Linked DNA regions of Homo sapiens: region 1 is linked to region 2. Evidence: chromatin loops called from intact Hi-C (ENCODE). Cell type or tissue: K562. All regions are shown on one strand. Links, peaks and the distances in the headings refer to the core of each region. The heading gives the core; the rest is flanking DNA. Region 1 has its middle 55 kb from the start of ANKRD62. Region 2 overlaps GNAL (G protein subunit alpha L).

The links. A loop is a pair of places that touch in the nucleus more often than their neighbours do. Peaks named below come from ENCODE experiments on the same cell type or tissue, not always from the same donor. Only the 100,000 strongest peaks of a DNase experiment are listed, where the experiment ranks them.
Region 1: a loop joins it to region 2, with 16 times the contacts of the local background. A loop is called at or near these places in 2 of 110 quality-filtered maps.

What each region holds. Positions count from the first base shown.
Region 1 is chr18:12,037,494-12,040,402 of GRCh38, forward strand. No RefSeq gene overlaps it. Among named protein-coding and RNA genes, the nearest start is that of ANKRD62, 55 kb to the right of the region's middle. RefSeq lists an enhancer at 705-1,206 and silencers at 1,154-1,223, 1,604-1,673. In K562, for the core only: a CTCF peak has its summit at 1,639 (motif pointing left); a DNase peak (open chromatin) is centred at 1,658; H3K4me3 peaks cover 416 bases; H3K27me3 peaks cover 1,004 bases.
Region 2 is chr18:11,871,553-11,874,461 of GRCh38, forward strand. GNAL (G protein subunit alpha L) reads left to right here. Exons shown (of 12, transcript NM_182978.4): 10 at 716-846. Among named protein-coding and RNA genes, the nearest start is that of CHMP1B, 22 kb to the left of the region's middle. In K562, for the core only: a CTCF peak has its summit at 1,143; a DNase peak (open chromatin) is centred at 1,149; H3K27me3 peaks cover 1,384 bases.

The sequences.
Region 1 (2,909 bases), core at 226-2,725, 170 kb after region 2:
AGGTTTTGGGGTTTTTTTGCTTTTGGGTTTCAACAACAGGAATTGAATCAAAGCACTTAACATGTGTTACTATTAAGATATGTCTCTGTTTTCACATTCTATAGAGTTAGTTTTTGTGTTTTTTTTTTTCACTTTGTAAAAGAAGGGAATATATATTTAGGTTTGATATCTCCAGATTTTAGGCCGGGTGAGGTGGCTCATGCTTGTAATCCCAGCACTTTGGGAGGCCAAGGCAGGTGGATCACCTGAGGTCAGGAGTTTGAGACCAGCCTGACCAACATGGTGAAGCCCCGTCTCTACTAAAAATGCAAAAATATTAGCCGGGCATGGTGGCCCACGCGTGTAATACCAACTGCTTGGGAGGCTGAGGCAGGAGAATCGCTTGAACCTGGGAGGCGCAGGTTGCAGTGAGTCGAGATCACACCACTGCACTCCAGCCTGGGCAACAAGAGTGAAACTCCGTCTCAAAAAAGATATCTCCAGATTTTAATAAAATCAATATTCGTATGCAAAAGTTTAACAATGTTTCCCTTTTTGCATTATTTGAACTAAATGCAGTTGGCCTTCTACCTGTTCTCCTGGCAGAAGGCGAAGGTGGAATGTCCCAGCTGCCTACTAGGCAATAGTGCCTATGGCGAAAACAGCTCCTGGCTGGCAGGGGGAAGCTGATTTGGGAGGCGCCATCACTAAGTAATGGAAGAGAGCTATGCTATGGGTGTGGTGATTCCTGCTAGGGGCACCCTGGGGCTCCTGGAGAGACTGGTTTCTGCAGGGAATGAGCTTCCAGGCCAGGCGGCCTCCACACGTGGAGATGTGAGTGGGCTCTGTCCTCCCTCGCAGCCGGCTGTGTGGACTCTGTAAGGGCTCCTGAGGAAGAGGAATCCGGGGGACCGGTTCCTGTCCTGCAGCCTCAGGGTGGGCCGCTGCCAGGCGCGTCCCTGCACGCGTAGAAGGAAGGCGCTTTCAGACGCGAGGGCGGCTTCGTCATCTCCTCCCGGTGGGTGCGTGCTGCCAGCGCGGCCTTTAGATGCTTTGGGCTCCGACTCTGTCTCCCTCTTCTTCAAATCATGAGGGCACTCGGGCACCCCGGTGTGAGAGGCAGGTGGTCCCAGAGTCCGTGTCACCTGGGTCACATCTCCAAGGCCCCAGGCCGCCCCCGGGCGGCCCGCCCCCAGTCCCCGCAGCCCGGAGCAGGATGGGCCCGGGCTGGACTGAGGGGCTGGGGCGCCCGTCTGCCCTGATGGGCGCAGCTGTCTGGGACCACGCGGTGCCCCGGGTCGGCCCCCAGCGTCGCCATCACCTCCCCCAAGACGTCCCCACGCGGCGGCCACACTGCGCTCCAACGACCCGCGCTCTCGGACCCGGTCACACTGACGGCGGTGACTCCCGAGTTCCCGGGACCAAGCGGGCCCGCCCTGGGAGCCTGAGCTTTCTCCTCACTCTCAGGGAGCCCTGGGCTGCGAGGCGACAGCACAACGGGAACAGACTCGCCGGGACCAGCCACCACTTGGGGTTGTCTCTGCAACCCACGCTCCGCGCCGCCCTGACCCGGTACCGGCCCGCGCGGCGGTATAGGCGGGCGCTGGGTGCTGGTCGCTGGGCGCGGAGGCTTTCTTTGCCAAGGGCAGCGCGCCCCCTGCTGTCCGAGCGGAAGAACTGCGCAGCACGCGAGGCCGCAGACGCCCTCTGGTCAGGGCCCTGCAGAATGGCTTGGGCTTGGGACTCGTCCTGCGCCCTTGGGCGAGGCCATTTGTCCCTGGGTCGGGAGGAGCTTAACCGTGGGGCTCGGCTGTATCCGCGAATGGCAGGGGCACAGGACAGCGGGGACTGTGACGGAACACATGCCGTTATTCCATGCGTTGTGCCGTGCTGTGAGTGCATAACCAAAAAATACCAACTCAGTCCATGGCTAAAGTAAGGATATGCAATAAAAATTTAAGCCTGATGAGAAAAAAAGTGAGAAAACTAGTTCACCCAGAGTTTAATCAAGTTTTTGACAAGAGGGTGTTGTTTTTGTTTTTTAAATTGAAACAGGATTTGGGGGCTGAGTTATTGCATGCAGCAGGGTTAAACAAATTTACATTTTATCAAAATAAAAAGATGCTTAAAGAATACATTGATAGGCCGGCACGTTGGCTCACACTTGTAATCCCAACACTTTGGGAGGCCGAGGCAGGCGAATCACCTGAGGTCAGGAGTTCAAGACCAGGCTGGCCAACATAGTGAAACCCCATCTCTACTGCAAATACAAAAATTAGCCAGGTGTGGTGGCAGACGCCTGTAGTCCCAGCTACTCAGGAGCATGAGTCAGGAGAGCCTCTTGAACCCAGGAGGCCAAGGCTGCAGGAGCTGAGATTGCGCCATTGGACTCCAGCCTGGGTGACAAGAGCAAAACTCCATCTCAAAAAACAAACACACAAAAAACAATGATAGCATATATTTTATCTCTTGTAGTACAAATCCTCATATTGACTGTTGCAGAAAAATACCTGTAATGCCTTAAACAACAGTTTTAAGAAACATCAATGACCAGCAAGTTACAAACAAAATGCAGTGATCAACATATTTAACTGTCCATGTATGAAGCTTTTACAAACACATTCAGTCTTCACTGTCTGAGCAAATCAGTTTTAATTTCTTCATAGTCCTTCATCTGTCTTTTCACATGACACTTGGCCAGTGGTGAATTTATAATGTAACAGTATTTTAGACCAGTTTCCCTCTCCATACTTCCTCATGCTAGATCTCAAATTCATGTCTTCTTCCCAAAGCCATGCCTGTTTTTTTTTTTCTTTTTTTTTTTTCTGGATAGATGTTTTTCAGCAGTCACTGGTTGACTTTGAGGTACTCTCTTGTTTTCTGTGGCTCTTCTGATTTGACAAGAGGTTGTTTTTGTCTTTGTATGGCTA
Region 2 (2,909 bases), core at 187-2,686:
TGTGTTATTAATTGATAGTAAGATTCCTGTAGACTAATCAGTTAGCTTGATTCCTTTGAAGTGATGGAGGCGGAAGAAGAACCAAGCCAGCTGCATGTTAAGCTCTGTGTTATTAGCTAATGAGTCATATATTACTTTGTTGTTGTTAACACTTTCACTTCTAATGTGAGTTTTCCGACCTTTTATTGGTAAATTACACCACAGAAATTCAAGTGAACTCATTACATAAGTAAATCTTAGCTTTGGTTCCAATAAATCTATATCCCCCATGGGACTGAATTAGAAAGTGCTTAACTACAGATTGAGTATCCCTTATCCGAAATGCTTGGGACCAAAAGTGTTTAAGATTTCTTGTTGTTGTTGTTTTTTGGAATAGTTGCATTATACTTACTAGTCCAGCATCCCTAATATGAAAATGCAAAGTGTCAAATGCTCCGACAAGCATTTCCTTCGAGCATCATGTCAGTGCTGAAAAAGTTTTGGATTTTGAAGCATTTTGGATTTTGTGTTTTTGGATTAGGGATGCTCAACCTGTACCTATATTTGTTTATCATTCTTTACAGATGGAATGAGGATACTGGTGTACTGAACTTTCTTGAATCCTATACATTTTTAGGAAGACGATGGTATTCTTTTAATTTAGCAACTTCTATGTTAGAGGCACTTTCATGTACTAGTGTATGTGAAATTTGTATGTTTATTTTTCCTTTTTTAGGTGGTTACGGACCATTTCTATCATCTTGTTCTTGAACAAACAAGATATGCTGGCAGAAAAAGTCTTGGCAGGGAAATCAAAAATTGAAGACTATTTCCCAGAATATGCAAATTATACTGTTCCTGAAGACGGTAAGATTTCAAAACACATTCTTATGATTGAGGAATAGAATTGTTTTATTAATAGTCCTGTAACTCTAATTCACATACCTCTGATGAATCAAAGAAATTCACTTTATTTAAATCAATTTTCTTTCTACTGCCCATATCCTAAAGTATTAGAGTGTTACAAGGTCCTATTTGTAATCGGATCCCATTTGTAAATGTTTCCGAGTTTGACTTTCCATTGAAACCGTGCAGCAGAAGAAAGAGCCATTTTGGGATGTGACTGTGTCATGCTGGTATGAGCTCTCCCTCTAGTGCCTTTGGCTGGGTGTGACATGACAGGTGCCTTGTTAGTCCTTGATACAGACCTTCTCACTTCACCCTCAGATGACCCTGCATGGTAGTTTCTATTATTTTTTCCCGTGGAAAGAGAGTCTGAGAGAGGAGAGATAGCGTGTTCAAAGCCACACGGGTAGAGTCATGCAGGCAAGGCAGTCCTTGCACCCTTTGTCCCCAAGCCCATGCTGGCAGCAGCCGCGCTTATCTGCTCCTGTCTCTAGCCTTGCTGTGGCTGCAGCCTTGGGGATTTCCAGCAGGGCCAGCAGCCATCCCAGGCCACCTGAGACTGAGGGGTTTCCGGGGCACGGGACCGTCAGTGCTAAAGCTGGGAAGGTAGACCAGGAAGAGTTGGTCACTCCGTTTCCAGTCGCTTACACTTCAGTTTCCAGTGAACACCAGGTCTACCAGAGGCTCATAGGAGTGATTTAAGGTGAAATAACACCGCTTCTTACATCTTGAATTCCAAACTAGAAAACGCAGAATAAAAGACACTTTCCTGGAAAATATAGTTAAGATTTGGAAAATTTATTTTTTATCCTCAATGAAGAGGGAAAAGAAAACTTGCATTTGTCATTAAACTTTTTTGCTCCTTATGTTCAATGTTCTTTTCTCCCTCATGGGAGAGGCATTATATAAGTATATTCATAGTAAAATCCTGACCCTTGTGGGGCCTTCCAACAAAATCCTACTGCTATCACCTGTGTCATAAAGACCCGAAAAAAATTCCTACTGCTACATATTTCCTTATAGGAATAAATAATAGACATTGGAAATGGGCCTGAGCACCAGCTCTGCCTGTGGTCTCACCAGACCCAGCTGCTTTCATGAGCCACCAGCAGTCTCCGCACCCGCCAGAGGGTCACTCAGCGTGAGGTCAAGGTCCAGGCTCTTCCTGAGACCAAATCAAGTGGAAATCTCATTGCAGTTCATCACTGCCTTGCTCTACCCGCAGCCTGATGATGTGCTTTCCAGGACTGAGGCCGGGTGCCGCTTGCCCATGGCACATCATCAGAGCATGGCTTCTGCTGCGCTTTCTGTGGCTGGCATTGCCAGTTTCCCAGCAAGCTGGGTCTTTAATTCTCCCGCTAACCGCCTCTTGCCACCTCCTGTCACTCAGCTCAGGCAGTGGCTCGGCGGCCGGGGGGTCCTTCCAACAGGGTCTGCCTCCCCAGGCCCTTCCCTCTTTCCCTCCTCATGGCTGTGGTCCAGGCCCTCACTCCTCTCGTCTCAGCAGCTGCCACAGCTTCCTGCCTGACCTCCTGTAGCTGGTCACTCACCTTTCCAGAACATTCTGTGAACTACCAAAGTCACCCTTCTGAGACACAACCTTACCTGCTTAGGAGCACCAAGGAGAAGCACCACCACTGGCTGACAGCCAAGGCCACCTGCCCAGCCGCGGGTGCTGAAGGGCTTCCGTCCAGGGGCTGAGGGGACCCTGGCTTGCTGCCTCGGTGCCAGGCCCAGTGACTGCTCTTCACCCAGCAGCATGCGTCATCTCCATCTGTGCCCTGCCTCTCCCAAGAGACTCACCCATCCCTGAGCATCTGCAGCACCTGCTGGAAGCCTGGGACCACCATCAACTCCAACGTCAACTCTCACTTAGCAATTAAAAGGAACTAACAGTTGGTCCATGTGACGGCATGGGTTAAACTCACAGTAATTGTGCTGACAGAAAGAATCAAAGCAAAAACTACACACCATGTGAATGCATTTGTGTAAATGTCTAAAAAGTAAATTAGCTGGGCGTGGTG